2 separate regions of the Mus musculus genome follow, and region 2 is linked to region 1. The links are chromatin loops, found by intact Hi-C in ENCODE. Cell type or tissue: gastrocnemius. All regions are shown on one strand. Links, peaks and the distances in the headings refer to the core of each region. The heading gives the core; the rest is flanking DNA. Region 1 overlaps Neb (nebulin). Region 2 overlaps Gm13522 (predicted gene 13522).

Region 1 (15,107 bases), core at 4,051-12,050:
ACTTCATATAGCATTCGAGACCAAGGCAGAAAACAAAGTTAGCCTGCCTAGAGTTTGGGGGTTATGAGGCAAAACTCCAATTACTGAAAGCCACACTCAATTTTCTTTCGCTGAACATTTTGCTTGAAAATATTTCCTGCCTAATGTTTGGTCATTTAAGTCCCATCTCTTGAGTCCAAACTGCGTTGTTTTCTTTGATAAAACTTGAATTGAGTAAATCTTGGATGAGTAGGCAGTGCTCAGGGTATACCGAAGGTATTAGGAGAGAAAAATGGAAGCTTTGATTTGTAAACTGTTTTTACGTGTCCCTTAACCCACTATATATATGTATATGTGTATATATATGTATACATAACATATATGTATATACATATATGTTAGTGTAGAATGGGTTGGTTTTAAATTTCTTTTATGGTATAAGAAAATACTAATACATTTTTGTTTGTATGGCATATGGAAAGTTTGTAGGTGCCACTACTACTCTGGAAAAATGGCGGATGAGGAAGAGTATGAGGAGGTGATAGAGGTAAGAAGAGAGCCCCTCCGGCAGCAAAACACTCTGTGTATTGACAGCTGAAGCCAGGGGGTGAATCAGTCATTTGAAAAAACACATCATCTATTATAACATCCCAAAGAGTCACCAACAAAGTACAAAGAAGGCATGTTTCATGTTCCGTTTCACCTGGAAGTGAAAGGGGGCATCACTACTTCCCAGTTTTACTTTTTCTTAACTGCTCCAAAAACAAACAACACAACAAACAAAAGCCGGGCTGTAGGTGCAGATAGGTTTTACTTTACCTTTTAAAAGGATTGCTTTCCCACATCCCAGCCCCAGCGATCAAAGGGCCCTAGGCACGTTTCCCAGCACCTGCACCAAGAGAGAAGGAATCTGCTTCAATTAGCTGAATTGCATAGGGGAGGTGTTACACACAGGAGGAGCCATCTATGAGCCGCTTGTGTGTGTGTACACGTATGTGTGTGTGTGTGTGTGTGTGTGTGTGTACTCCCATGATTTCACTGATACACATGTGAGCCCATGAAGGTCAGAGAGACAGCTGGAGCCACTTTCCCACCAACTCCATCATACTTAAGTAAACAAGATGAGCTTTTGAATCTTGACTGAGAACTAAGACTACAGCAGCTATCTTGAAAACGTCCTCCCAAGTCATTGGTGGCCTCCTGGACGTTTTGCAGAATTAATGTGTACTTCCTGTTAGTGTCACATTGTTGTAATCTCAGTGTTTCCTTTCCTTAGCAGCTCTTGCCTTTATCTTCTAGAACAGAAACCCAAAGGCTTGAGGCTAATCTGTGTTAATATATTGCTATGAAATTGAAAGTGCCTAAAAAGTTCCAATTAACAATGATCTAAACAGATGAAAATCTGTTGATTTTTTTTTTTTTTTAATGATTGAAATTAACTAGAAGAGCTGTCCCAAACAAAACTCTGGATAAAGGTGCTAGAATTTATACTTGCTAATCAATCTCTATTTAGGCAAAGAAAATTTTTTATTCTATAAATAAAATTACCGTTATTACTGAAGTATATAAAAACCAAGCTGTATCTGACAGAGGTAGTGAGTACCTCTCTACTCCTATGTCGGTGGCTGCAGCTTCTCATGAATTGCACCATCACTAATGAGCATATTAAAGTAAGTTTGGAGAAGTCAGAACTATCCCTATTAAATAAGCACACTATAAATTAGTAATCATGAATAATTTCTTTCCTGTTATGATAATCAGAGGAACATTTTCAAGTCTCCAGTCAGACTACCTTAGCCTTTAAGTGTTTGTGTAAAGTGTTTAAGGGCATTGTGTTAGCCTTGATTGAGCCAGCTCGTCACGACAGTGGAAGGGGCTATTTTAGGCATTCCAACCTCGCTCTCTTGTTCCCATTCCTGCTTGTGGTCTGACTAGCACATACTAACTAATAGATCGCCTGTCAGGGAGTGTTGAACTCTAGTCTCTTTGGTCTCAGAAAAGATCACAAGCATTGGGTGGTTGCAGATCCAAGAGGATTGGCTCAAAAAGAGTAGCCAGTCTCAAATCCATGGCTCTTGGATATCTGAAATAAAATATTGCTGGCACTGTCTATATGGACTGAAATGAAGAAGGAGAAAGGAGCAGTAACGCACTGCCTGATTAGCAGAATAACTCTAAAAGCATGAGGTTTGGCATTCAAGTTCATACCAAGCACTTGGATGATGTTGTAGTTTTTGTGAGCTTACTTCCAAGACAGATTTCCCCATTGTGAGATCCCAGAAAAGGTGAAACCACATTGCTCACAAAAGCTGCTTTTACTGGGATGTTAAGAAAATCTAAAATCGATGGGAATCATCCATTGTAGTTAAATATTTCTTTGCAGGCTACTCAGGCTCTGTGTGACCAATGGAATAGCTCCATTTGACCTCAGTGCTAAACAGTAGTACTACTTAAAGTGGCTAAATGGCCTTTGTCCTGCGCTGAAGTCACAGGGGTAAAGAGCTCTCCTCTGTCCTGAGAGCACATGGCGCCTATTACTATATATAAAGATGCGTGCACACAAAAATTAAATTTTAAATGGAAAATAAGTACAAATGTAAGGAACATTAAGTGAGCTTTATATAGTTAATGACCACGGTGAATAGCTCAGCAGGCCTGGGGCAAGGAGAGCTTACTGAACCAAGGGCAGGAGAAAGTAGGGCGCTGAGGAGAATTTTGCTTCAGTGTCTCTGCCCCACCAGCCCCCGTCTCAAAAGCTTCCCTGACAGAAATAAAAGAACATCAGCATAAAATTCCATCCTTGTTTTTTTTTTTTTTTTTTTTTTTGGATTGAGAAAATGAGCCAAGTACTTCCTTTCCATCCCTTGGTTGAGTTCGTTGACCCACAGAAGCCATGCCTGCCGTTTGCCCAGCAGCACTGGATGAAGCTGGGGCAGGATTCCACTCTCCTTAGGCACCAGAGACAAAATGTCAGCCAGTTCCTCTCTGCATCTATTTATTCCTCATGATGTCAGAGAACAAACCTGGAGTGGGTTTCAGATCCAGGCTGCAGGCCCAGTGGCAAACTGCAGCCTCACTTTCCACAGTCCCATGAGGTGCCTTTCCCTCCCCTTTCTTCCTATGACCTACACCAACTGAACCTCAGCAACTCCCCTTTCCCCACAGATATTCTACCCCAGTTAAGCTAGTGAAGTCACCTGCTGCTTCAGCGGAGGCAAGTGCTGAGTGGGATGTAGGCTATACTGTATTGAAAAAGAGGCAGCCATCACTCCAGAAGACACTCGTAGTAATCCAGGGGAGATGGGAACAACAGATGTGAATATTAGTAGACATTTGCTCACAGTAGGTTTGTGTTTTGTTTTATAATCGGTATCGGTGAGTCCTGTAGTAGCTTCCCTTTGTATGCCCACCACACCCTGAGTCCTCTCCCAAGCAGATTCTCTTAGATATGGTGCTGGTTAGTTTTTGTCCACCTGAGAAGAGGGAACCTCAGCTGAGGAATTGCCTCTATCAGATTGGTCAGTACGCAAGCCTGTGGGGCATTTTTGATTAATGATTGCCGTGGAAGGACCTAGCCCACTGTGGACAGGGCCATTCCTGGGCAGGTGGTCCTCACTTGTAAAAGCAAGCAGTCTGGGGGGCATCAGTGAGAGCAACCAATAAGCAGTGTTGTTCTTCCATGGCTCCTGCCTCTGCTCCGGATTGAGTTCCTGCCCCGACTTCCCTGGATGGAACTGTCATGTGACGTGTAAGCCAAGTAAATCCTTTCTGTCCTAAATTGCTTTTAGTGGTGGCGTTTTCTCACGGCAACAGGAAGCAGACTGGGACAGAAATTCTAAGGGGCAAGTGTTTCTTGCCCCAGGAAAATAGCTTCCAGTGACTAAGAGGCACCTCAGACCCCTCATCTTGCTGGACGGTGTGCAACTTCTTGCTAGATCTGATGTGTGCATTTTTAGCTTTACTCAAACTTCCTAAGTGAAAATAGATCCCAGAATAGGAACAGGACGTTACCTCCTTCCTCCCTGCAGATATTCCACATCCAGTCAGCCAGGGAGCAACCTCACAGGTTCAGTGGCAGCAGGGGAGGGCTGGCTGCTGGCTGTTCTACTTGTCTCATAGACACTCTTGTGCTCTGTTTACAGTACTACACAGAGGAGACAGTTTACGAAGAGGTGCCAGGAGAGGTAAGACTCAGCACACACTTGCATGAACCGATTCTCATTAGAGAAGAGCTTCTTTCTTCCCTCAGAGACAGAAAGATGGCGAAAGGGAGTCTCTTTAGGGTGCTCACTCTCCCGTGCTCAGAAGTTGGTACTGCAGAAGATGGCCTAGTCAGCCATCAGTGGAAAGAGAGGCCCCTTTGGTATTGCTAACTTTATATGCCCCAGTACAGGGGAATGCCAGGGCCAAGAAGTGGGAGTGGGTGGGTAGGGGAGTATGATTGGGGGCGGGGGAGGATATAGGGGACCTTCAGGATAGTATGTGAAATGTAAATGAAGAAAATATCTAATAAAAAAATTAAAAAAAAAAAGGTTCCTGCTGCCAAGCCTGATGACCTGGCCTCAATCTTGGAGAGCCAAATGATAGAAGGAATAAACCAATTCCCAAAAGTTGAAAAAAATAAAAGAAAATAAAAGTCCACACTCCACATTTGATAGGCTAATTCACATGTTTTTATACTCTGCTAAGCTCAGATGGCTAGAAAGGGTTCCCTACTGCATGTGGCATGGTTTACTTGTGCGTAGATACGTTTGAATGAAGGCCATGCCAGTGACTCCCTTTTCTCCTACACTGTCACACGAGGGATGCCTAGGACTTGTGATTGGCACAGACTCACAGTTTCACTACGTAAAGTTGTAACTTGCAGGGTAAAGTCTCTGCCACCAGGGATGGTGCTCCTGAGAATTCCAAGAAAAGGCTTTTATTTTCTTGTCAACAATCCCAAGTTGGAAATCCCCCTGCCTCGTACTTTACTTTCTGCATGGAGTTGTTTCTCCTTGAGCATGGCACATACTAATCAAAGCAGCAAACTGTGACACTTATGCCAAGAGCCCGTGACCTTGGAAGTTTGATTGGTTCCTCATGCCCAGGCATGCTTGAGTAATAATAGGCAGAGTTTAACCAATTAACAGTGGGACTTGTCAGATTTACAGTCGCCTTATCAGATTTCTCTTCCTCTTGCTGGTGCTAGAATTCTGCTTTGGACTGGAGATCTTTGTCTTGAAGGACATGATCTTCCACAGGTCTTTGAAGCCTCTGTGGCTCACCGTCTTCCCCTGCGTCCCTTACTCCTAACCTTGAACTACATTCCAACTTTGAATCTTAGCGTTTCCGTCACAGCCTGCTGTAAGAAACAATGGCTTCCCAGCTACTGCTTAGCTAAGACTGTTGAGAGGATACTTGTTCATTATGTCGCCACCATTGTTCTGGTCCCCGGCAGAAATGGCGGTCTAGTTCAGATTCATGAACTAAGTCGAGAGAATAATACAAATCCTGATGTGATTCATTTTGTAAGGTTTTGGGTTTTCCCCATGATATACAGAATGATGAAATGCCTATAGGAATTGCAACTGGTCTTTCTTAGCCACTTAAACGTTAAGATCAAGAATTTAAGCTTTATTTTTAATAGCCTTTCATTTCCAGGTCTCCTTTGCTTTTTCTTGATCTAAACCACTTGAAACGATTCTTATTATTTTGTTTTATGTTGACGATGCTGGAGGTGGAACATAGGATCTTGTACATGCTAAGCAAGGGCTCTACCATTGAGCGACAGCCTCAGCCCTCACTTAAGAAGACATGATTAAGACTCTCTAATTTTTTTTAAAATACTCCCTCAAGATATTTAATGAGATCTCTGAAAATACAGGTTACAGGTGATGTCTTAGTCAATATCTAGGCTATACATGGTACGTGTCTTCATATGGATGTATGAATATAATACGCATTTTCCTGCTTTGGCTTGTTTTGTATATGGAAAAGGAGCACCGGGGATGTCAGAATGACTGAAATTAGAACATTATACACCAAGGTCACTGTGTTAGTTTTTACTTCATAGCCACGTGTTTTATTTTCAGACAATTACAGAAGTCTATGAGACCACAACGACAAGGACATCGGACTATGGCCAATCAGAAACTGCCACACCAGCGCTGGCACAGCCACAACCAGCAAAGCCGGTGGAGCGGAAGAAGGTCATCCGAAAGAAGGTGGACTCGTCCAAGTTCATGACCCCCTACATTCAACACAGTCAGAAAATGCAGGATCTTTTCAGCTCAGTAAGTTAAGCACCACCTCCTATGCAGTTGTATGACTGAGAAGTTACTGATCAGTTTTGTAGAAATGTGCCTTTTATGGGTGACTCTGGATTGTTGAGTAGCTCACCCAAGCCACTGCAACATCAGGATGAACCCTTGTTGTTACCACAAGATGACACAGGAGTTAACTATAAAACACGTGTTGCATAGCCAATCCAGAGCAACAGAAACACGAATATTTTATTTCTTTACTTATTTACTGGAAGTCTGTTCATAGAAGCTGAGTTGTACAGATAAACTGAGTACAAGAGCCTTGTAGGGTATCCAATGGCATGGATGATTATAAAATGGTTTTCAAGAAGGACTTGTGATTCAGAAAACCAAGATGAGACTGAACTCATTTGAAAGTGAGGATCAGAGCATTTAAGGGTAACCCAGGACCATGAGGTTTCTGCAGAGCTGCACAACCAGTTTGCCTACAAGATTTAAAACTACTGGTGCTCAGAGCATTCCTGCTTAATGTCTGAGGCTCAATCTGGTACAAAAGGAGTCTTCAAAGCTGCCAGGTGTCCTCACATGTACCCTGGAATGAGGATGATTGAAGAGTCAATGTTCTCTGCTTCTTACAGTCCCACCACAGTCCTGTAATGGGCAGTGCCTGCCAGGACAGAGATACACCTATTTCAGTAGATCTGATTTGTTGATTTCCATGTCAGGCTAAGATCTCTCTAGGGAGCTTGATTCTATGTGGTCTAGATGCTTGGAGAGATGTGCTGTTCAGGGGGACATCATGTTATGTGGGACCAAAACCAAGACCTAAAGTTTCCATGTGTGACTGGCCTCTAAAGATTCGATTTTGGTTGTATTAATTCCTGGAGATTATGAAGTAAATTTCTAATTTGGATCTTTGAAGGATTCTAAACAAGACCTTCTTGCTTCCTTCTCTCTACAGTGTTCAATAAAGACAAAATTATCTCATTAATTTATTGCCATATAATCTCACTAATTTGGACTTTAGGAACCTGGAATTTCTGATATTCTGAGTGGAGTGCTGGCACCCCCCCACACACACACACCCACACCACAGACTGCCAGTGGCTGATGTCTAAATAGTCAGTGTAATTTAAATTGTTGACTATTCAAGAATATTCTTTGAGGGCCTTGATAGTTATAAACGATGCATATTATTACTAAAGCAAGGATTCACTGAATAGCTAGCAGAAATAATAACTTTGCATATCATTATAAAATAGTCCATAATTTGGGCTTCCCATTAATTCAGCTGGCACCATGGCTTTGTAACCACTGCGGTTCAGCTGCAGCTTCTAAAGTCTGTCTGCGTTGTATCAGCAATTAAGTCTTTTCAGGCCCAAGTCATTTTCTTGAATAATCTATATTCAGGCTTTTGTATATGTGTGCAACCTAAAAAAAAAAATCAAGAGAATTATTTTCGAGCATATCCAAGACAATTGTCTGTAACAACACTCCAGGATCCTATCCTGTTTTGGAGGAACAATTTACAAATCTATTTTAGTTTTTGCTGAGAGGGTATGGGACAGAATGAAAGCTGTTGCAACTGATAATTGTTATTCCTTAAAGGATTTTTTTAAAAAATCAGATGAGGATGTGTGTGCTGCCTGAACTTTCTGCTGCTGTCTGGTCCCGTTCCAGGCTAATATCTAGTATTCTTTTCAGAATAAATACAAAGAGAACTATGAGAAAGCAAAGGGACAGCCATACGCCATCACAAGTGATACTCCAGAACTTCGCAGAATCAAGAAAGTCCAGGATCAACTCAGTGAGGTGGGCTTCATTCCTCAAGTAAAGGAGGTTCTCTGTGGATCTTCCTAGCTAAAATTCAGGCTTCTTTGCTTTGTGATGCAAGCATACAGTCTTTGGCTTATAAGAGCCTTAGATGTATGTCCATGCTGGTTGTGAAGTTCAGTCATGTGTTGTTTCTGCAGGTTAAGTATCGAATGGATGGAGATGTTGCTAAAACTATCTGTCATGTGGATGAAAAAGCAAAAGACATTGAACATGCTAAGAAAGTGTCGCAGCAAGTCAGCAAGGTAAGGTCATGTTGATGAGTGGCCCTGGGATAGTCAACAGCATGCGTAGGGTCCATTTCTGTGTGGATTGAGTGCCATAATCCTGCTCACAGATTATGTGAGCGGGATGTTTACATGGAATAGCAGGCTTCACAGAGGACTGAAGTGGCCTGTAGCTTGCTGGGGATGGATTGAAGATTTCTTGACTTGCCTGAAAAGGCATTTGCTACTCTGTTGGGGGAGGGGGCAGGATGCTGCAAAAGTACAGTCCTGATATCTTGTCTATTTGTTTGTTTATTTATTTATTTACTGCAAGATAAAAGCCAAGATCTTATTTGCTGTTTAAACTTTGAAATAGATTTGTAAGTTATCAGTTGTTGCCATTGAAAATCAGAAATTTTCTTTCTCTTTTTCATTATTCTTTTGTGAGTATTCCTTTTTCATTAATTAATTAATTTTAAAAATTATTCTCTCATATATTACATCCTGACTACAATCTCCTCTCTCTCCACTTCTCCCAATCCCCAGCCCAGATCCACTCCTCCATTTCCCTTTAAAACAAAATCAGGCCATCTTGTTTGTTTTTAAAGGGGTTTAGAAAGCAAAAGTTTTATGAGAAATTTCCAAGCTCAAATGTGGGCAGCTAATTAAAGGGTTCTAGACTATCATGTAAGTCAAAAGAAAGCTGTATTAATTAGCTTATCACAATCTTTGAAAGAAATTGAAAATCAGAATCAGAAGGTGTTGTTGTTGTTGTTGTTGTTTAGCAAAAATTTACTGATGCTGAGAAGGAATACTAGGATGTTAGCATGGTCAACACTTTCCTAGTTGTGTGCAGCCAACTTCACTGCTCTGTCAAGCCATCGTTGTCCATCTGTTCTCTCTCTAGGTTTTATACAAGCAGAACTGGGAAGACACCAAGGATAAGTACCTGCTTCCCCCTGATGCCCCTGAACTTGTCCAAGCCGTCAAGAACACAGCCATGTTCAGTAAGGTGAGGAGGGCTAGCTCTGTCTAATGTCCCATTGCACACTTCAAGCCATAGCTGCTGAACTTTTGACAACTTGGAGCACAGCTTCTCTGTGTTTCTGCAAGTAGCCTCAGGGCTTGTGTGGGACTATGGCTTGACCAGGAGGACCCTCAGACCCTGTTGAGGATCATGCTTGGGCAGGGTGGCTGAAAGTCCCTGGAGAACCTGAACAACGTGTGGGTGGGAACATAACATGGAGAGAATCAAGACGCACCAGGGAACTGATTAGGGAGTTGACCAAGCAGTGGTTGGTTTGTTTCTTTGTTTGTTTAGATTGTCAGTTTTTCTTTGGATATCCCTGGCTGTCACCCTAATTAGCAGTTTGTTTTATGATAGAACTTCCCTGTTCCTTAGGCAGGAGGCAGGTAAAGTCATAGATAGTAGACAGCATCTAAAAGTACGACTTTTTAGAGGTAGGACAAGCTACTAACAAAAATAAATAACGTGGACCAATGGAGGAGGGAGGTTGTCTGTGACTTTTCCTGACCTCGGCTCTCACCTTGCTCTTGGTGCCTCATGTCATCGATGCAGTTCAAATGGTATATTTCATGTATTGCTTGTTTTCTCACCACTTCTTGCTCTTCTCTGATTAGAAACTGTACACTGAAGACTGGGAAGCAGACAAGGCATTGTTTTATCCCTATAATGACAGTCCGGAGCTGAGAAGGGTAGCCCAGGCCCAGAAAGCACTGAGTGATGTAAGTGAAATACACTGGGTACCATCTGAATGTGGGGTCGGGAAAGCCTGGGCCACGTCTTTCAGTCCTTAGGAAAGATCCAAAGTCATTATTACAGAGGACTATATCTACAGTCAAAATATATTATGTGTATTTATCTCAGCAATAATTTATACTTTATATTAGATATAATTTAACCCAACCCCTTCTTCCTTCATGTGAGGAACCTAAGCTCATACCAGTAGTGGCAGAGTCTAGACTTAGACCCCAAGACTAATAATGTTCTTCCCACCAAACCATATATCATTTTCTCCCTTGGCTCGGCCAAAGCTATTCTGTGGTGATTGAGGAGTGGCATTTTTTAAAAACAGCCATTGGAGTCACATCCCTCCCTTTGAAAATGTACTAAGGGAACATGGTCACTTCAGAGCATTTATCTCTGTCCTACCATCCGCCATCGCCTGAATGGGATGTTTCTCTCTACTGCCTGGGGATGCTTGAAACCTGCTTGCACAGTTTATCCCACTGAGAGAGAGAGCCTGGAAATGCTTTGTGTAGGGGCTATTTTCAGAGTTAGTAAAAAAAAAAAAAATCAGCAGGCCACTTGCCAGGATTTTATGTCCTAGGTCTTGAAAACAGTGTACTAGAGGAACTTTAAAAGACCTTAAAATCTTCAGCCCTGGAACCAACCATGGCAGAGTCCCATACCCTTGTTTTGAGGTTTTTGCTTTGTTTTGTTTTCCTTCTTGGGTTTACTGGAAGTCTTCTAGACTTACAAAAGATCCAGGCTTTGGCAGAGAACTATCTTATGAAATGGCCTGTTACCTGGTATTCAGTTGTCATCCAGAGGAACTCAATGTAGACTTAACAAAGCAGTGAGACTTACACAAGATTTACTTCCAGTTAATGCTAGGATCCCGGATGAATCAACATCGCCATTTTATGATGTCTTTAACTCCGAGGTCTAATGTTTGCTGCCTTTCTTTGCTTTGACCTGCAAATTTTAATGGATTTGTTTTGACCCAACTTTTGATTAAAATTCAACTCATATCAATGTATACTTCCATAGGGCAGGTTAGGAAAGAGATCAAAATGGAACTTTGAAGCCACCTAACACACTGTACCCATTTTAAAATATATGCACTTCCTGCTTCTCTTTTAGGATAAAAATTTTGGGTTTGTATCTCACAAATTCACAATTTTGTGATGAGGTCATATTCTGGCTGATGAAAAACTTATAATGGTATCTATGGTTTTTAATTCAAGTGAGTGAATGGATTGTATAGCAAAAAAAAAAAAAAAAAAAAAAAAAAAAAAAAAAAAAAAAGAAAGGTAAATGAACAAATAGCCAATAGCAAGTGGATAGCAGAACATCAACTTGGGTGCTTACAACACAGAGCAGGAATGACTGGGGAAACCTGAAGCAATTATGCTGGGTTCCCAATGGAGAGTGACAGGCAGAACGTCTTCTCTCTGAATGAGCTCCTGGCTCCCTGTCCCCACTGCAGGCATTTCATACCGTGCCGTAGGTAACAGTAACAGTGGTTGGAAATGGATTACCGTCTGCCTGTTCAGAAGGAAGCTGTTTGATGTCCTGTTTTCTTGTCACAGTGTCAAGGGCTAGCCTGTCCCTGGACAAGGAATCTCAGAGGACATGAGATAAATGCTCTTAAGTCCAAGCCAAGCCTTGTTCATAATACAGGTCCTTATCAAGTAATAAATAGCTATGTATTGAAAGTTTATTGTATATGAATTTATAGCAGAACAAGAAAGTTCATCCTTTTCCTTTAAAATATCATACTGGCAGGATAAAAGTATTATATGTCAAATAAAAATAAAAAGACCAGAAATGTCTGCTCGTTGCTATGAGAAAGGTCACACAGAAGAAATGATGGAAATCTGGGTGATGATGAAGAAAGACATTTCAGGCTCAGGAACCACTTAATCAACGGGAAAGGGCCACATGAGTCTCGGATGTTAGAGAACGATAAAAGTGGGTGCCTCATTTGTAGGGTTCTTATTAAATTGCTAGAGCAGGACCTTAGGAATCAAACTGGTGTACAAGTCTGGGCAATAAGTCAACATGAGGTGCAAGTGACGACAAGAGGCCAATGAAAGAAGAGTCTGAAGAAACTCGTGATAGACCAAAAGAAAACTCAAACTTGTGACTATTCATAGAACTCTAATTTGGCAGTGCAGATGTAGCAAAGGGAAAGAAAGGAACCATAAGATAATAAATATTAAGTGTTAATGACAGTAGATATTGGAGACAAAGGAGAGAACGAAGCCATGGGAAAGTTATTACCACATAACACATGTACTTAGACATATGTATTATGGAGAAAGAAACAGACATAAAACGACAGGGAAAGTGTTTGGATCGAGGCATTCTATGGATAAAGTAGATGTTGAGGCTATGAAATCCTCATAGACATGAGATCAGGATAAGAACTTAATGTTTAAAAGTCATCAGGGTAAATGTGATAGCTGAAGACAAGAACCTTAGGAGGGAAGCAGCAAAATAAGTCAAGGACAGAGTCCTGGAGAACACTCAACTGCAGGACACCTAGAAAGGAGCCAGCACAAGACGAGGGGACAGAGAGGCTGAAGGGGAGTCTGAAAATGCCATGTCATGTAGGCACAGGGAGAGTTGTCCAAGAAGACCCGGTCTGCACACCTCTCTTTTCCACAAAACAATGACTAAGAAATGTTTCCATACCACTTAAAGTTGGCTGTGCCTTTGAGATATCGCAAAAATGAAAACAAAAAAGAACTTACAAGAATGAACTAAAAATGTCCACTCTGACTCTGCAGTTAGGAGACAGCTTTATTTTTATTGCTGACCAAGTATGCACCAAGTATCATATTACTAGTATGGCTATTAATACTATTGTTAGCAACATGAGCTTTACAGTCTCTAGCTCAGAGCTGTTGTCTACAGAACATATTCCCATGTGGGCACGTAGCCTTCAAGCCGGGGCCTTATATTAGTCACTCTTGTTCTCTCTCTACCTTATTTATGCATCTTATTAAATACTACTTACCATGTTTGGATTAAGAATGTCTTTAAACTGATCTGGAGCACAGAATTCTAACCAGCCAGAACTCTGAGCATTGTTTCTGAAAAAAAGAGATTTGGTGATCTGATTTCTCAGGAACTTTTTTTTTTAAAGATTTATTTATTATATGTAAGTACACTGTAGCTGTCTTAGGACACCCCAGAAGAGGGCATCAGATTTCTTACGGATGGTTGTGAGCCACCATGTGGTTGCTGGGATTTGAACTCGGTGAACTTGGGATCTTCGGAAGTGTTCTTAATCACTGAGCCATCTCACCAGCCCTCTGAGGAACTTTTTGACGAGTTGTCACACTTGATAAGCATCTCTCCTGTTTGAATGCTACTCTCCCTAAGGACTTAGAAGTCATGGAAAATTCCACTTTCCCTTTACCTAAAATAAAGTTTTTATGTACTTAAATTAAGCAGGGGGATGTATACCTATCATCTACTTTTTTTTTTTTAAAGATAAGTCTTTTATATCTCAGTTAACTGTACTAAGTTAATACTATTTATTTATTTATTTTAGATATTTTTCTTAACTTACATTTCAAATGTTATCCCCTTTCCTGGTTTCCCCTCTGAAACCTCCTATCCCCTCCCGCTCCCCCTTCTCACTAACCCACCCATTCCTGCCTTCCTGGCATTCCCCTATACTGGAGCACAGAACCTTCACAGGACCAAGGGCCTCTCACCCCCATTGATGACCAGCAAGGCCATCCTCTGCTGCATATGCAGCCATGAGTCCCACCATGTGTTTTCTATGGTTGGTGGTTTAGTCCCAGAGAGCTCTGGGGATGCTGGTTAGTTCATATTGTTCCTCCTATGGGACTGCAAACCCCTTCAGCTCCCTGGGTTCTTTCTCAAGCTCCTTCACTGGGGACCCTGTTCTCCATCCAATAGATGGCTGTGAGCATCCACTTCTGTATTTGTCAGGCACTGGCAAAGCCTCTCAGGAGACAGCTATATCAGGCTCCTGTAAGTTGATACTATTAAGAGACATTTAGACCAGGTATAAGATAATTGTGGTCTTGGAATGAGCCAGTTTATTTTCTAACATAAATAAGAATATTGTCATGTTGAAGTGAAGGTATTGTGTGATAGAAGAGTGGGAAGATGACTTCCAGTCCAGTTTCTGCTGGAGTCAGTCCCTGACCACTCCCACTAGTTAGAAGATTCAGGAAGGCAGGCAGAGAGGAGAGATGAGATGAAGGGAGTCTGTGATTTATATGTACCAGACTTCTTTGTTTTGTTTTGCTTTTTTTTTAAAGACAATAGAAGCTTTAACAGGCTGAAAGGAAGGAGGTAGTAAGGAGTGAGAGGCAGAAGCTGTGAGACATAGCAGGGACAGTTGATGGAGGAGCCATGTACAAATGGCAGGAGAGGGGATGGTAGAAAGCTCAGGAGGCCCCTGAGGACTGCTTCTTAGAGCCCAAGCAGAAGGTCAGAGGTAAACTGTAAGTCCAAAGCCCCTCCTTTCTCCACAAGAGAGACCACTGGAGTAGAACAGAGTTCAAGACCTGCTTCTGGGAGCCTGGACACATCATGGGATACTCAAGTTTCACTGAAGACAAAGTGGCAGCTGGACATCATAAAGTCATAGAGTGGTAGACATAGAGCCCCAGGCAAGTTCCAGTTCACAGAACCAAAAATTGGGTAGACGACCTATAGAGTTCACGTTAGGTGCTTGAAGTCTTACTCCCATACACCTTGTTTCTATGCCCTTCTTAACCCCACTTACAATGTTAGCATCATCCCATCGGTTAGTGTGTGTGATTCTCCCCTGTACCACTCAGCATCCTGGGTCAGAGAATAGAATGATATGTAATTAAGTTATCTAGAAGTGGGCGTGGCTAAGTAGGTATGAAGAAAAGACAAGATTGAGAGTGGAGGATGTTAGCGAAAAGAAAACTTGCCATTGCCAAGGATGCTATGAAGACAGATGCAAAGAAACAGGCCAAGGACCAAGAATCCTTGAGAAGAGAGAAGACTCAAACAGAAATGAGTGAGAGTCCTGAGAGGCAGGGCGTGTAAACCAGGGGACAGTCGAGGCTCAGTAGTGCA
Region 2 (15,107 bases), core at 3,902-11,901, 61 kb before region 1:
GGTTGGTTACCAAGAACTTTCCATTTCTTCCCTCCCTGGTAATCTGTTTGCAGCTGAGGTGAGAGGATCAACAGAGGAGTAAGATTTTTTAAAAACTCAAGAGTTTATCTCCCATATCTGCTTCACATGCTTAAGATTTTTGCCACGTTTTCAAGATCCCAGATACACTGCCCGTGCACCAGAGTTCAAAGGTAAAGGTTGGTGCTTGTTGGAAGTCATGTGTTAATTCTTTCAACTGGCCCATCCAGGGCCCATCCTTAAATGGCCAACACGTGACTGGAGAGTTTAATCATGTGATGAAATGTGATGGTGGAGGGGAAATGGTAGACAAGTGTGATGTGGAAGAAGGCAGGATAACCAGAGTCCAGATGATCTCACTATATGTGGAAGTAGAGAAGACTTAGGGGGCAGTTTCCATTACTGGGACTGGCCATAGGCAACAGCGTCGTGCTTGCTGCTTTTCTGATGCTGCTTTTGGATGTACTAGTCCAGGTAGATCATGGTACATTGAGATTTGAAAGTAGCACTGAGTCGTTTTTGTTGCTTTTAGAGAATCTGGTTAGGGCCCAGTTGGTACAGTGCTTGCCTGACGTGCAGGAAGCCCTGGGTTCCGTCCCCAGCACTGGATAAAAGTAGGCATGGCAGTACAGCCCTGTAATTCCAGGTCTTAGGAAATAGAGGCAGGGGGATAAGAAGTCCAAGGGTATTGTTGGCTACATAATGAGTTGGAAATGAGCCTGGGCTACATGAGACCCTGTCTAAACAACAACAAAGGGGGTTGTATTAATAGGAATGAAAAAGAACACAGAAATGTTTTAATTTACATTTACTTATGAGATGCCCCCCACCCCCACCCCAGTTGTGAGGTCTGGGTAACCGGTAGGTATTGATTTGCTGGCACAGAACCATTTGCATCCTGTGTGGAAGCCTGAACTGTGAAGCATTTTGAGAGAATTCTTGTCAGTTATATGTATATATATGTGTGTGTGTTGTATATATATATGTATGTATATGTATGTATAAGGGAGCTTGCCTGTTTCACTCATTGCCTTACCCGGTTGCTTCTGAAGGATTCTTGAGACAGCTGCCTCCATTCTGAAGGTTATTTTTAAAAATATAAATAAGCAAGCACAATGCAGTGTGTGGGGAAAGAATCTTAGTTTCAGCAGCCTACTGAAGCAGCCCAGCAGAAGCTACTGGGTTACGCCCACAGTTCTACACGGGTGTGGCCTAGCCTCAGGCATGTTTCCAAAGCTGTGAGGCTTTAGCCTCACTACTACCTAAATGTTCTTAGCAATAAACTCTTTCTCCATAACTCATCTGTGAAATCCTATTGAAAGAAAGCAGATAAGATTGACATATCAATTGTACGCGTATTTTGTAATTAACACTAACAAACATTGACTTTGTGAAAATGACATTTTTACTAAACCAAAAAAAAAAATTGTTGATTGGGGGACTAGATACAATGTTTTGTCCATTAAAGTTTTTTTATTTTGAAAATCCATTGATTAAAAAGTGAATTTTAAAAATGACTCCTCTTTGTACACTGTCTTAGCACTTTTCCAGTTGCTCTGATACTCTGACAAAGGCAGGGGTCGTTTGGTTCCCAGTTCAGGTCACTGATGCAGGGAAGTTACAGATACTCAAAGATCCCATCAAGACAAATGACGCAATCTTGAGCAAAAAAACAATGACGTAGTAGGAGACGTTGCACTGCCTGATTTCAGTTATGCTACAAAACTATAGCAGCTGAAAGCAGCTTAACATTACCAGAAATGCTGAACATTCATGGGGCAGAACTGAGCTCAGATGTGAACCCACATATCCACAGCCAATGGACTTTCGAGAAAGGGAAAGAGGCATTGAGGAGCATCGCCTTCTAGAAATAAACCACGCCCATGTGCAGAGCATGAAGTCAGTCCCTCTCATCTCTTAAAATAATCAACTCAAAATGGATCGGACTTTGCAGGGGGCCTGAAACTGCGTGTTCCTTCCACCTAGAAGGCCCTCTCCTAGTCACACAGAGAGCAGCCTTTCCACCTATAGTCTTGAACACTGAGCTTGACAGTAACACTGGGGAGGCCCTTCCAGTACCTCTGTTCGGTGCCGTACTCTGAGATTCTCCCATGTTTTGACAGGTTCTTCCGTAACCCAGGATGGCCAAAAACTCACTGTGTAGCTGTTTTTGATGTGAAATTGTAACCATCCTGCCTCTTTTGCCTAAATGATTACAGACATCTGCGCCTCCCCACCCCACCCCGTGCCCAGCACGGTTCCTCTATGTTTTAGCAGGGTGCTATAGACAGCATCTTTCGTCAGGGGTTCTGTTCAGTTCAGTTTCACATCAGCTTGGCCAGCATGACTTTCTCTAGGGCTGTCAATGAGCACAAGGCTTGCAGGGGTTGTCCATTTTACCTGCTAGTTAGCACATAAATATCATAAAGTGATATGAGCACTGTGCCTAGCATTGCCTTAGCAAACTGTTCATAGGGCTTTAGTTGTGTCTTGGATATTCCCTGGTTCTTGGTTAAGAGCAGCTAGGTCTGTGTGTTTGTTCAAGTGTTTCCAGCTGAGCAATGTAGCATCTATATTTCATCTATCTTGGGATATATGCTAAATAACATTATACATTTGACAAAATTATTCAGGAAGCTAGGCATATAGCTCAGTTGGTAAGGTGCTTGTCTCCTGTGCAAGAAAGCCAAGTTCAGACCTCAGCATAGCACAAACAGGATGATGGCACGCCCTTGCCGTCCCAGCATTCGGGAGATGGAAGCATGAGGATTAACATTTCAAACCTACACTGGGAGTTAAAGGACAGCCTGGAATACAGGAGGCCCCGTATCCAAAGAAAAAAGATACTAAAACATAATTTGGCAGGTCGTTGATGATGTCACTAATCAGTAGTAGACTGGGCTCACTAATCTAGTATCTTTAATCTTAAAAGGCATTTTAATTAAATTAACTAACTACACATTTTAATTGGTTGTAAGTCATGAGGTGATCAACATTACATGTTAGTTTTTATTGTGTGTGGTTTCTGTTTTAAGGGAAACGATTAGACTTCTGGCCATTCAAGACGCAAGTAAAATCAACTGGGTAAAGAAGGAGTTTTGGCTTAAACTAGCTGTCAACCCTGAGCCCGAAAAAGTCCCATTCAAATTAAAATGTATCCATTAAAACTGTATTTCAAATATTTCTTCACAATGTGAAATGATTTAAGAACTATATGCCTAGAATTGTTGTGTCATTAAATCTACTTTTAGTTAGAAACTGCTTTGTTTGCTCTGGACAAGTGTGAATTATTGGTCCTGGGTTGGAACTGGTCCTGATGGGGGCATCATCCTGCTGCATAGCCTAGAATGGCCCTGACCTTCCTTCTGCATCAGCATCCTCTCCTCAGCCATGGGATTATAGGGATGCACCACAGGCCTGGCTTTATAGTAGTTGTTTCTTGAAAGAGAAATAAGAAATAGAAAAGGAGATTTACTAAGATAGGAATAATTGATTGAAAATGATTGGGCCAGGCATGGTGGAGCACAGGTTTAATCCCAGCTCTTGGGAAGGCAGAGGCAAGCAGATCTGACTTTGAAGCCAGCCTGGTCTACATAGCAAGTTCTAGGACAGCCAGGACTATATAAAGAAACTACACAGAAAAAAGACAGAACATGTTTACTAATCTTGTGTATATGCTCGTACTTTGGGTTTATTTAATGACATTTTGGTGATCAGTTTTAAAGAGTGAATAGTAATCACATTTTTAATTGGGAAGGGGGCTATTTTTCACACTGTAAAATCACTTGCTTGTTTTTCCTTGGAAAAAAAATCAGGCCCATTTAAAGTTTAAAGGACTGCCATACCAATTTTACCAGATAAAAAGCCTCATACAGCCAGGCGTGGTGGTGCATGCCTTTAATTCCAGCACTCGGGAGGCAGAGGCAGGCGGATTTCTGAGTTCGAGGCCAGCCTGGTCTACTAAGTGAGTTCCAGGACAGCCAGGGCTACACAGAGAAACTCTGTCTCGGGGGAAAAAAAAAAAAAAAGCCCTCTTACACAGATGAATCTTTATACAACATTCTTCATGATAAATATAAACTATTTATTCTTTATTCAGTTATTTATTTTTTGCCTCTTAAAATAAATGTCAACCCATCTACTTAAGTTAGTGTATAGACAAGGGCTTGTAGGGAGTGTCACCAGACAGCAGTGACTTCTCTAGGGTGGATACAAGGCTACCTTTTGTCTCCTGGTCTGGGTGAAACCGGTCTGTAGTCCCAGTACTCACGAGTCTAAGGCAGAGCCATGAGTTCAAAGCTATATTCTGTTACATAAAAGTAAAGTATGGTCACTTTATTTCACAACTTATTCCAAATATTTGAGTACATTATCAAGTTTATATAAAATAATTTTATTTAAACAATTTACTATAAATTTACTATTAAACTATAACAAAGAGACCCCATAAGAATGAAAAGAGTATAATGAACAGGCACATAGGTAATAATATGCTTTATTTGGAGCTGAGGGGGGTGCTTTGAGATAGGCTTTCTAGTGGTTCTGGCTGTCCTGGAACTGGCTGTGTAGACCCTGCTGGCCTTGAACTCAGAAATGGCTCTGTCTCTACCTGAAATATGCTTCTTACGATTTTTCCGCTCTGACTTCACATCACTAATTAAAATTCATATGCTCTCATAGCATGTGTCTGCTCATAGCAGACAGCAAGCTAACAGTTTAGATATTAGTAATACATGTTTTTAAACTGAAACAACTTACTTTAAAGGAGGAAGTCAGACATTTTTGCTAAGCATTGATTCTGCTTTGCTGATGGTGGGAGGACAGGAAAAGCCGTGATGTGAGGTATCTGCCAGAGAAAACCACTCAGACATGGGCTCAAGCCAAGAGAAAGTCTTAATTAGCCAACCAACAAATAATGGGAGTACAGGACCCAAGGGCAGACACAGGTTTTTTTCATGGTGGGCTTTTAAGCACAAAAACACATCCTGGGTTGACCCACTTCTGTTAGTTAAGATCAGCCAGAAGCAGGATTACAAGAGCCAAAAATCAAGGTCAGTACATTTAGGAGTTTCCCCAGGACTATGGACTTGGATAGATTAGGACTTTGTTCTCTTTTCTAGTAGGTGCTGGGTTCTAAGGCCTGGAGAATGGTACTTATCTCATGGTGTCAGTTGTGTGATGGTCTGCGGGCCTGTTAAGTTCACGGGACAAGTAGCAATAGCATTCTGAGGGCTGTGAACAGATGTCACTGTGCTCTGCCTGTGTGAAAAGGAGCCAAACTGTGAGGACTGAAGTCTTACTCAAGGGGAGAGTGCCTGTGATGTCCTTGCCATAGACAGTATGTCCTGCAGCTGGCTCTGTCACTCTAAGAAAAGGCTCATTTAAAAAAAGATCATGAAGTAATTTTTAGTTCAGGGGCTGTATTTTAAGGGAGATGAGCCTGTAGTTTACTGATTAAAGTCAAAGGAAACCTTATGGTTACCCTTTTTACATACATACATACACACACACACACACACACAGAGAGAGAGAGAGAGAGAGAGAGAGAGAGGGAGGGAGGGAGGGAGGGAGGGAGGGAGGGAGGGAAGGAAAAAAGAGCAACATCTTCATTCTTCCATGTCCTTTATTTATGTAGCCTGCCTCCAGCAGGTGTGACGCAGATTAAAGATGGCTCTTCCCACTTCACGTGCTTTAATTAAGGAAATCCATGCACAGGTGTCCCCAGCTGCTTGGGTTTTAGTTCCAGATGTAGTCAAACCGAGAACAGCCACCACTGCACACAACTAGAGTAGCTTGCACAACCTACAATGGGAATTCAAGAGAAGGTGCAAGAGTTGGAAGATTGCTTTCACAAAAAATGCAGATGGAACTTTTGGGCAGAGGGAGGGGAAGATTTTGATGTCTAGAACTGAAGCCTACATTGTTAATCTCACTGAAAACAATAACGAATTGGGTTTCAGAAGTATTAGTTTTTAATTGTTAGTTCCTCAGTGTGAGGCTATCCCTCTGTCTTAGGGTTTCCATTGCTGTGAGAGACACCATGACTACAGCAACCCTTATAAGGACAACATTTGTCTGGGGCTGGCTTACAGGTTCAGAGATTGAGACTATAATCATCATGGCAGGAAGCATGGCACCATGCAGGCAGACATGGTGCTGGAGGAGCCAAGAGTTCTACATCTTGATCTGAAGGGAAACAGGAAGAGACTGTCTTCCAAGCAGCTAGAAGAAGGATCTCAAAGTCCACCCCCAAAGTGACACCTTTCCTACTCCAGCAAGGCCACACCTCCTAATTGTGCCACTCCCTGGGCCTAGCATATTCAAAGCTGGAGTCAAACTGTACCCTCTGCTTGGATGAGGGGTACATTAAGGAACCAACACCCTGGGCAGAATTCAGTGTGCAGCTCTAAGGGCAGCATTATAACTGCAGCAGCATTGTAACAAATAATTCTTGATACGATTCTATCTTCTAGCATATTCTTTCCCCTTTCCTTGTGTTCAAAAATGTGTCTTTTGGGGATCACAGAGATGTGATAGGCACAGCATTTTATTCATATCGAAGAAAAATTTACCAGGCATTTTTATACCATCCCTTCTCCGTGCCTTGTGTTTGGGCAATGCTAGGGCTCAATTCCAGGGCTTTGTGCACATTAAGTATTCATTCTGTAATCCAGTCCTAGCCTCCAGTCTAGGGTGAGGGATCTAGAAAACCATAACACTTGTTTCTCAGGCTGCTCTATATGCTGGAACAGCCTTGGAAAGTTAAGTGTACACAGTGCTAATGTGACAGGGGATGTTAAGGACCACTGATGATGGGAATTGCTACCTAACACCCTGAAGTGGCCTGGCTTTCTGTCCTTGTGAAATGGGCCATCCCTCTGCCGTATTGGGTATCAGGAGCAGGCAGGCTCTTCTGCTCTTCTTTGTGCCTCCTGACTTCTTCACCCCTCTGACAAGGACTTGTGAAGTGCCCACAACCTTGCCCATTCAGGGTTTACTTTTCTGTGACCTTTCGACCCATATAGCCAATATAATTTCCAACATATACTCCATGTGCTCATGGCAGCTCATCTGGATTCTAAGGCTCAGAAAGAGGCTTAGAACAGTGGTTGGTCCTCAACTTGTAGATTATGACTCCCTGGAGGGGGTGATATATCTGATACCGTATCAGATAGTTACATTATGATTCAAAACAGTAGCAAAATTATAGTTATGAAGTAGCAATGAAGCAATATTATGGTTGGGGGTCCCCACAACATGAGGAATTGTATTAAAGGGCAGTGCCATTAGGAAGGTTGAGACTCAATGGTTGTAAGCTGGCCAGCCAGACTATCTGTATAGACAAACTCTATGTTCAGCTGAGAGATGAATAAGACAGAGTCATCAATGAAGAGTCCCAAATAAGACTGGGAATCTGAATCTTGGGTTTCCACGTGTATACATATACCTTCTTACAAATATGGGTATACCTGTATACACATATACATATTTACATGAAGAAAGAATTATAATAATCACGGTATTTGGTTAATTCATATAGGGAACAGATCAAGAAAGGACTATGGAAGGAGGTGGCATTGGAATTGTGCCTTAAAAAAAATTGATAAGGTTAAAGGGGAAGGAGGTAAATCTTTCTGGCAGAGAAACCATATACAAAGATAAACATATACAAACTATGAGATGAGCCGGTGTATCCCGAGAACGACTGGCAGGGTGAGCGGACAGCGTTGCAGGGCTTAAGGCAAGACTGAAGATGCGCTTAAACTGTGCTAGCTTTAAAGAGAAGAGACTTGAGAAGTGTTTAGGATGTAGGTCTCTCCACCTCAGAGGAAGACATGATCTGCACAGGAGGAACAGTTAGCTCAGAGAGGCTCTGGGGCTGCCAGACTCCATGCTGAGAGAACAGCTCTACAGAGGCCTCCAATGCAGCAGGAATAGACAAACAAAGCCAGGCATGGGAAAAGGAGGGAATTTAAGTTTTTAAAATGAATTATTATATTTATTTACATTCCAAATGTTGCCCCCCACCTCCTGGGTCCCTCTCCCAGAGTTCATCACCTCCATCTCCCCTCCCCTTTGCCTCTGAAGAGGGTGCCTCACCAGGGAATCCTCCCTTCCCTGGGGCATCAAGTGTCTACAGGATTAGGTGTGTCCTCTCCCACTGAGCATGCTCTGCACATATGTAGCAGAGGAATTTAAAAGTGAGACATTTTGAATGCAGTTTTGCATAAGCCAAACCAAGACTCTAAAACGTGCTTCCTGGGTCAGACAATCCCATCATTCTACAGGCTATTGTACCTGCTATCTTGGAGTCTACGACACGCGATGGCCCAACAACTGTAGGCAGAGAATTCTGGGAAGAGTTAGAGAGAAGTTCAGAAGAATTGCGCCTGAGAAAACAAGTAAAGTTCTTACCTGGCACTTTGGAGGACCCAAGTTCAGATTCCTCAGTGCCTACAGAGAAATCGAGGCACGCTTCAATCCCTGTACTGGGTAGAAGGCACTCACTGGCCAGCCAGAACAACTCACTGGTAGGTTCCATTGAGAGATCCTGACTCAAAAAAGAGTTGATGCTATGCTGGTTCATATTTATTGTTCAGTTGCCGCCAACTAAGTTAACTGGGACTAGGAAAACTCAGTTACTTCCACCAGATTTATCTACGGCACTTCTGTGTCGGGTTTGTTCTTGATTGATAGTTGATGTAGGCAGCACTGTGGGTAGTGCTGCCCCTGGGCAGGCAGTGCTGGGTGCTCTAAGAAAGCAGGCTGAGCATGAGTCAGAGAGAGCAAGCCAATGAGCAGCACTCCTCTGTTATTTCTGCTTTCGGTTCTTGCCTTGGTTTCCCTATCGGCTGTCACCTGTAAGGTGAAATCAACCCTTCCCTTCCTGGGTCACATTTGGTCATAGCGTTTATCTTAGCAACAGAAAGCAAACTAGAACAAACAGATGGAGCCTAAGGAAAGACACCCCCAAGACTGTCCTTGACCTCCAAATGTGGAAGCCCTCACTTGCATACATGTGAATATTGACATATGGTCAGAGGTGTGGACAGGGAGGGGGGAGGAAGGGAAAGAGGAGGAGAGGGAAGGAAGGAGAGAAAGAGGAGAGAGAGAGAGAGAGAGAGAGAGAGAGAGAGAGAGAGAGAGAGAGAGAGACGCTCCTGAGGCTGAGGATATAGCTTAGTCAGTAAAGTGCCTGTCACGTAAGTATTATGACAACCTCTATGTAAAAACACGTTGAGTATGGTGACAAGTATCTGTAACCCTGGCATGGAGGGCAGGGGTCAAAGATAAGAATCCCTGAGCTCATTGGTCAGCCAGTCTAGAGCTTATCTTGAAAAAAATAGTAAGTTGGAGAGATACCTTCACGTGTTTCATGCCTTCATGTGCATTTGTGCACACATGGGCAACATGAAAACCAGTCGTTGACAAATAACCAAATGAGAATCTGGGACAGGATGCGCTGAAAATCTCCAGAGAGCAAACCTTGACGTATTTGCCTGTATAAAAAAAAGGAACGAAGGGCATTCCTAAAAGGAGTCCCTAGTTAGAATTGTCACTGCTGTTTGGAATTGTTGGAATCAGACTCTGGCAGCAAAGAGGCCCTCCGCTGTCTCTGACTGAGCTTGTTTACACCACGCCCTCCCTTCCCCATCCCTTTCTGGGTCCGGCTGGCCCTGAGGCTCTATGACCTAGAGAGGGAAGAAGAGCTAAACAGCCAAGAGGAAAAACTGCAGCCTTGAGAATAGCAACGGGAGAAGCCATTCCCCCAAAGAGCTTGCTACTCTTTCTTCCGTGGGAACAAGAAGTCTAATATGCCCTTTTCTTCCTTGTTCCTTCAGAGCCAGCCAAGAGCATTAAACATGCTCTCCCTGACATTCGACTTCCTCAGTCTTTCTTTGAAGATTCTGAGTCCCTCTACCTAGCAGCAGACCTCCTCGGAGGGGCTGGCCTGGGAAAGGCTCTCTTCCTTTTCTCGCTCTTCCTCTCCCGGCAGCCGTCTATATTTATAGCTTGCCTGACAGATTGTTTTTCTTTAAGACGCCAATCAAATGGTCCTCAAGCCTTCTTTTGAGTCTGTCTTTGGACTCTTATATTAAAAAGATAAAGAAGCCACCGAAGGCAACCCCAATTCCCCCGGTAGCATGTGGACACCAAAATTGCTGAGAGTAAACCAGACAAAGAGTACAAAATTTGTAAAAACTTCTAGAAAATGCCAAGCTATCTACAATGCTACAGAGCAGACTAGAGGTTGCCAGGGTATGAACCCTGGGGAGGTAAGGCTGGTGAAATTATCAAGAGGCCAAGGGAAACCTTTGAAGAGAAGGGATATATTTGTTATTTTTATTATAATGATGGTTTCAAAAATATATACCAACTCAAAACTGTGCAAAGTGTACAAATTATTGTATATCAGTTAAACTACATCAGTGGCTGTTTAGTAACAGTAATATAACTTTTTTTTTTTTTTTTTTTTTTTTGCAAGGGCATAGAAAACACACCAGCCTGGTCTACAAAGTGAGTTCCAGGACAGCCAGGGCTAGACAGAGAAACCCTGTCTTGAAAAAACAAACAAACAAACAAACAAACAAACAAAACAACAACAACAACAACAAAAGAAAACATACCAGTGTCTTCCAGGAGCTGTAGAATTAATTGACAGATGTGAGTTAATTAGAAAATGAGACAGTAGACATTTCTCATGGAGGGATCATTCACATTCATTTATTGTAGTGACTATATGTCTATGTCTGTCAAAGTTCACAGGAATATACATTAAAAAGTATATGGCTTACTGTTATTATAAAACATACCTTAATTTTAAAAATGGAAAAGATAAGCAGATAATTCTACAAACACCAGATTTTTAAAATTAAATTTCTACAGCATAACACATAGATGAAACTAAATATATAAATATTTCCAAATAAAGTAATTGCTTATTTGTTTAAAATCAAAATATAGCTATAAAAACTCTTTAAAACTATTCAATTCCATCAAAATAAGTAATGCCTATTTGGTCAAATGGGTATTTTCCTGAAAATGAAATATGTTAAAGTCCCGTCTCTCTTTCTGAATGATTCTTCCCTTATTTTGACCCTTTCCCCATCTTGGAGCCCTAAAGAGTAGAAAATCTGAGAAGCAAGATGAGGGGCACACACCTGTGGTCTCGTAGCTTTTCCTCATGCTGAGGATGTCTGTCTGTCAGTACAGAAGGACTGCTTCTATTACCTTCACTTTCCACAGAGATTCTGGACTTGGGAAGGTGTGGAGACAGACGTGTCCTCTCATGGTCTTCCAGAGTTCCTAAGGTTTCTTGGTTCTTTGCCTCCTGGGAGCATCATAATACCATTTCATGTTAGCTTAGTAGGAAATAGGGAAACAGATCATTTGAAGTCATGCAACTGTGATGGACTGAACAACGTTCTATGACTAAGTGGTATGTGCAACAAAATATAACTTAAGGTTTGCCTTCATTTCTCAATAACACTTGAGTAACATTTGTCTTCTTTAGACAGTCTATCATCTGGAGGTGGCTTTGGGATCTGATCTTCCCTTACGTGTCTGTTTTTGTTGAGTTTCCTGTAGCCCAATTTATGTACATTAAGCAAGAAAGTTTATCTGCCTCGCAATCTGAGATTGAAATTCATAATTTCAGGAAAATCCAAGTGTCAGGAACTTGAAAGAAGTAGTCACATTACAGCTACAGTCAAGAGCAGGGAACTATGGATTAATGCACACATAGTGGTTGTGATGGGTTGAATATGCCTGGCCAAGGGATGTAGCATGATTAGTAGGTGTTGCCTTGCTGGAGAAAGTGTGTCATTGTGGCTGTGGACTTTAAGACCCTCATCCTAGCTCCCTGGAAGCTAGTCTTCCTCTGCAGCCTTCAGATGAAGATGTAGAACTCTAAGCATCTCCTGTACCATGCATGCCTAGATACTGCCATGCTCCACCCTGATTATAATAGACTGAAACTTTGAACCTCTAAGCCAGCCCCAATTAAATGTTGTCTTTATGAGAGTTGCCTTGGTCATAGTGTCTGTTCTTAGCCATGAAACCCCAACTAAGACACAGGTTGGTACCAGGATTGTGGTATTGTTTTGGTGGGCCTTACTATGCTTTTGTTTGGAAGAAAGTAGATTTGGGGACTTTAGATTTGGAAAGCAGTGGAATTGCTTTAAGCAGGACTTAATGGACTATCCTAGTAGGAATAGTTGCTGATGGTCATTTGAACTGTGGAAGCCTGACTCTAGAGCTTTCAGAGGAGAAGAATTCTAATATGTGGCTAAGAGACTGTTCTTGTGATATTTTGGTGAAGAACGTGGCTGCATATTGCCCTTATCTGTAGAGTCTACCTGAGGCTAAGGTAAAGAGATTTGTATTAATTGCATTGATGAAGGAAGTCTCAGAAAAGCCCAACAAAGACTTTGTTCTCTGGTTAAGTCTCATGAAGAGCTCTTTGAACAAGTATAGCAAGCCCAGAAAGGAAAAATATTAAATATATGGTTTGAGTATTAAAAGGGCACCAGGAAGTGAAATGGAGCAGAATCCTGTGTTCAAGGATATTAAATTGAACTAAGGGAGTGGTGATCTCAGGGCAAGATCCCACCCAGCTAAGCCCATTGTTTGTGTTTGCAGTTGCAAATGAAATAGTTTGGACTTTTAACCTGGAAAGAACTACAATACAGGAATGGATGGCATACTTGTGATCCAGATTTTGAGGCTGGATGACATAGGCTTTTTATCCGGATCTTGAGGAACAGAGACCATGAAAAGCTTTGGCTCAGGCATGGTGATACACACCTTTAATCCCAGGAGACAAAGTCAGGCAGATCTCTTGAGTTCAAGGCCAGCCTGGGTCAGAGCAGGTTCTAGGTAAAGGAAAGCCTAGGTCCAGGCATGGTGGACCATACCTTCAATCCCAGCATTCTAGAGACAGAGCCATGCAGACCTCTGAGTCCAAGGTCAATCTACAGAGAAAGTTTCAGGACAGCCAAACTTAGGCAGTGAGGGAGTTGGTAAACAGAAAGTGGTAGTAGAATAAGAGGGGCCATGTTCCAGACCCAGCAAGCATCAGAACTCAGCAGCTTTGGCCATGTGGCTCTGGATTTAGAGTCAAGAATAGAAGGGACTACTGGGACAATTGATGCTGGTTAGCTGGAGTTAAGAAATGGCAGTGATTAAGAAGAGACCAACATCACTGAGGTGAAATCTTCTGGGAAGTTTTTTTCTGAGAGCACAAAGAAACTGTGTTCGAAAGACAGCCAAGGTTGTACCATGAGCTGCAGCTAGACTTGGTAATGTGTAAAAATCACCCAGGTTTTGAAGATATGAATGGGGTCATGGAGAGCAGCTGAGGCTTGGCACTGTGAGAGTCCATGGAAGGCCATTGGTGAAAGTGCAGCCTCAGTTGTAGTTGATGGTCCAGGACTAATGGGGTCACGAAACGGAGTTGAGGCTTGGCACCATGAAGAGAGCCTATAAGAGACTATTGGTGAAGCCTAGTTGCAGCAGAAGACCCCAGTGTATTGGAGATGCCAATACCATGGGATGATCACCAAGAACAGCAGCAACAGTGTAGTGGAGTCAGCCAGAGACTATAGTGCTACTGAGGGTAGAGCTGGAGATATGACCTAAGCCCTTTGGAGGAACCTAGAAGATCATGTGTGGATTCCAGACATCGGGACAAGAAGTTGTGAAGTTGAAGTTGCATTGGAGACACCAAGATGTTTTAGATGCCAGAGCCATGGGTTATCTGCTGAGGAAAGCTGCTAACAGGGAGTAGGAGCAGTCCAGGAAAAAAGTTTGTTGCAGTCAGCAAAGATGAAAAAGGAGTTGGATATCTGAAGACTGCTTTGACATCAGACATGGAGATGTAGAGTTTGGAGTTTGCCCAGCTGGTTTGCTGTCTTGTTTTGGGGATTGCAGTTAAGTGATTGGATGAATCTCAGAAGAGACTTTGAACTTTGGACTTTTAACATTATTGAGACTGCTATAGACTATGGGGAATTTGGAAGTTGGCCTAAATGAATTTTTATTATGCTATTGCTAGGTATGGCCCCTATAGACTTATATGTTTGAAGAAGCCTATGAGAGTCAGGGAGTGGAATGTGATGGTTTGAATATGTTTGACCCAGGGAGTGGCACTATTGGTAGGTTTGGCCTTGTTGGAGGAAGTATGTCATTATGGATGGGGGCTTTAAGACCTTCATCCTAGCTCCTTGGAAGCCAGTCTTCTCCTAGCAGCCTTCAGAAGAAGATGTAGAATTCTTAGTTCCTCCTGCACCATGCCTGTCTGGATGCTGTCATGTTCCCATCTTGATGATAATAGACTGAACCTTTGAACCTGTAAGCCTGCCCAATTAAATGTAATCCTTATTAGAGTTACCTTGGTCATGGTGTCTGTTCATAGCAGTAAAACCCTAACTTAACTAATAAGTTCTCAGCTCATTAAGACGAAAGGATGAACCATCCAGAGACTGCCCCACCCGGGGTCCATCCCATAATCACCCACTAAACGCAAACACTATTGCATACACCAGCAAGATTTTGCTGAAAGGACCCTGATATAGCTGTCTCCTGTGAGACTATGCCAGCGCCTGGCAAATACAGAAGTGGATGCTCACAGTCATCTATAGGATGGAACACAGGGCCCCCAATGTAGGAGCTAGAGAAAGTACCCAAGAGCTGAAGGGGTCTGCAACCCTATAGGTGGAATAACAATATGAACTAATCAGTACCCCCCAGAGCTCATGTCTCTAGCTGCATATATAGCAGAAGATGGCCTAGTTGGCCATCATTGGGAAGAGAAGCCCCTTGGTCTAGCAAACTTTATATGCCCCAGTACAGGGGAAAACCAGGGCCAAGAAGTGGGAGTGAGTGGGTAGGGGAACAGGGCAGGAGGAGGGTATACGGGACTTTTGGGATAGCATTTGAAATATAAATGAAGAAAATATCTAATAAAAACAAATAAATAAAAAATAAAAATAAATAAAAATTTAAAAAGGGGAAAAAAAAGTTCTCAGCTCACTTATTCCATACTTATACAATCCAAGATCCCTCTGCCTAGCGAATGGTGTCACACA

Evidence for each region. Peaks named below come from ENCODE experiments on the same cell type or tissue, not always from the same donor. Only the 100,000 strongest peaks of a DNase experiment are listed, where the experiment ranks them.
Region 2: it touches region 1 in a loop (2.2-fold over the local background); 8 of 42 quality-filtered maps call a loop at or near these places.

What each region holds. Positions count from the first base shown.
Region 1 is chr2:52,319,865-52,334,971 of GRCm38, reverse strand. Neb (nebulin) reads left to right here. Exons shown (of 157, transcript NM_010889.1): 3 at 462-526; 4 at 4,122-4,163; 5 at 6,054-6,254; 6 at 7,929-8,036; 7 at 8,198-8,302; 8 at 9,171-9,275; 9 at 9,905-10,009. The coding sequence starts at 491. Among named protein-coding and RNA genes, the nearest start is that of Neb, 11 kb to the left of the region's middle. In gastrocnemius, for the core only: no CTCF peak of the experiment used is centred there; no DNase peak of the experiment used is centred there; H3K4me3 peaks cover 7,923 bases; H3K27ac peaks cover 6,046 bases.
Region 2 is chr2:52,380,825-52,395,931 of GRCm38, reverse strand. Gm13522 (predicted gene 13522) reads right to left here. Exons shown (of 4, transcript NR_166117.1): 2 at 11,181-11,350; 3 at 9,382-9,518; 4 at 5,624-5,820. Among named protein-coding and RNA genes, the nearest start is that of Gm13522, 9.8 kb to the right of the region's middle. In gastrocnemius, for the core only: no CTCF peak of the experiment used is centred there; no DNase peak of the experiment used is centred there; H3K4me3 peaks cover 859 bases; H3K27ac peaks cover 3,174 bases.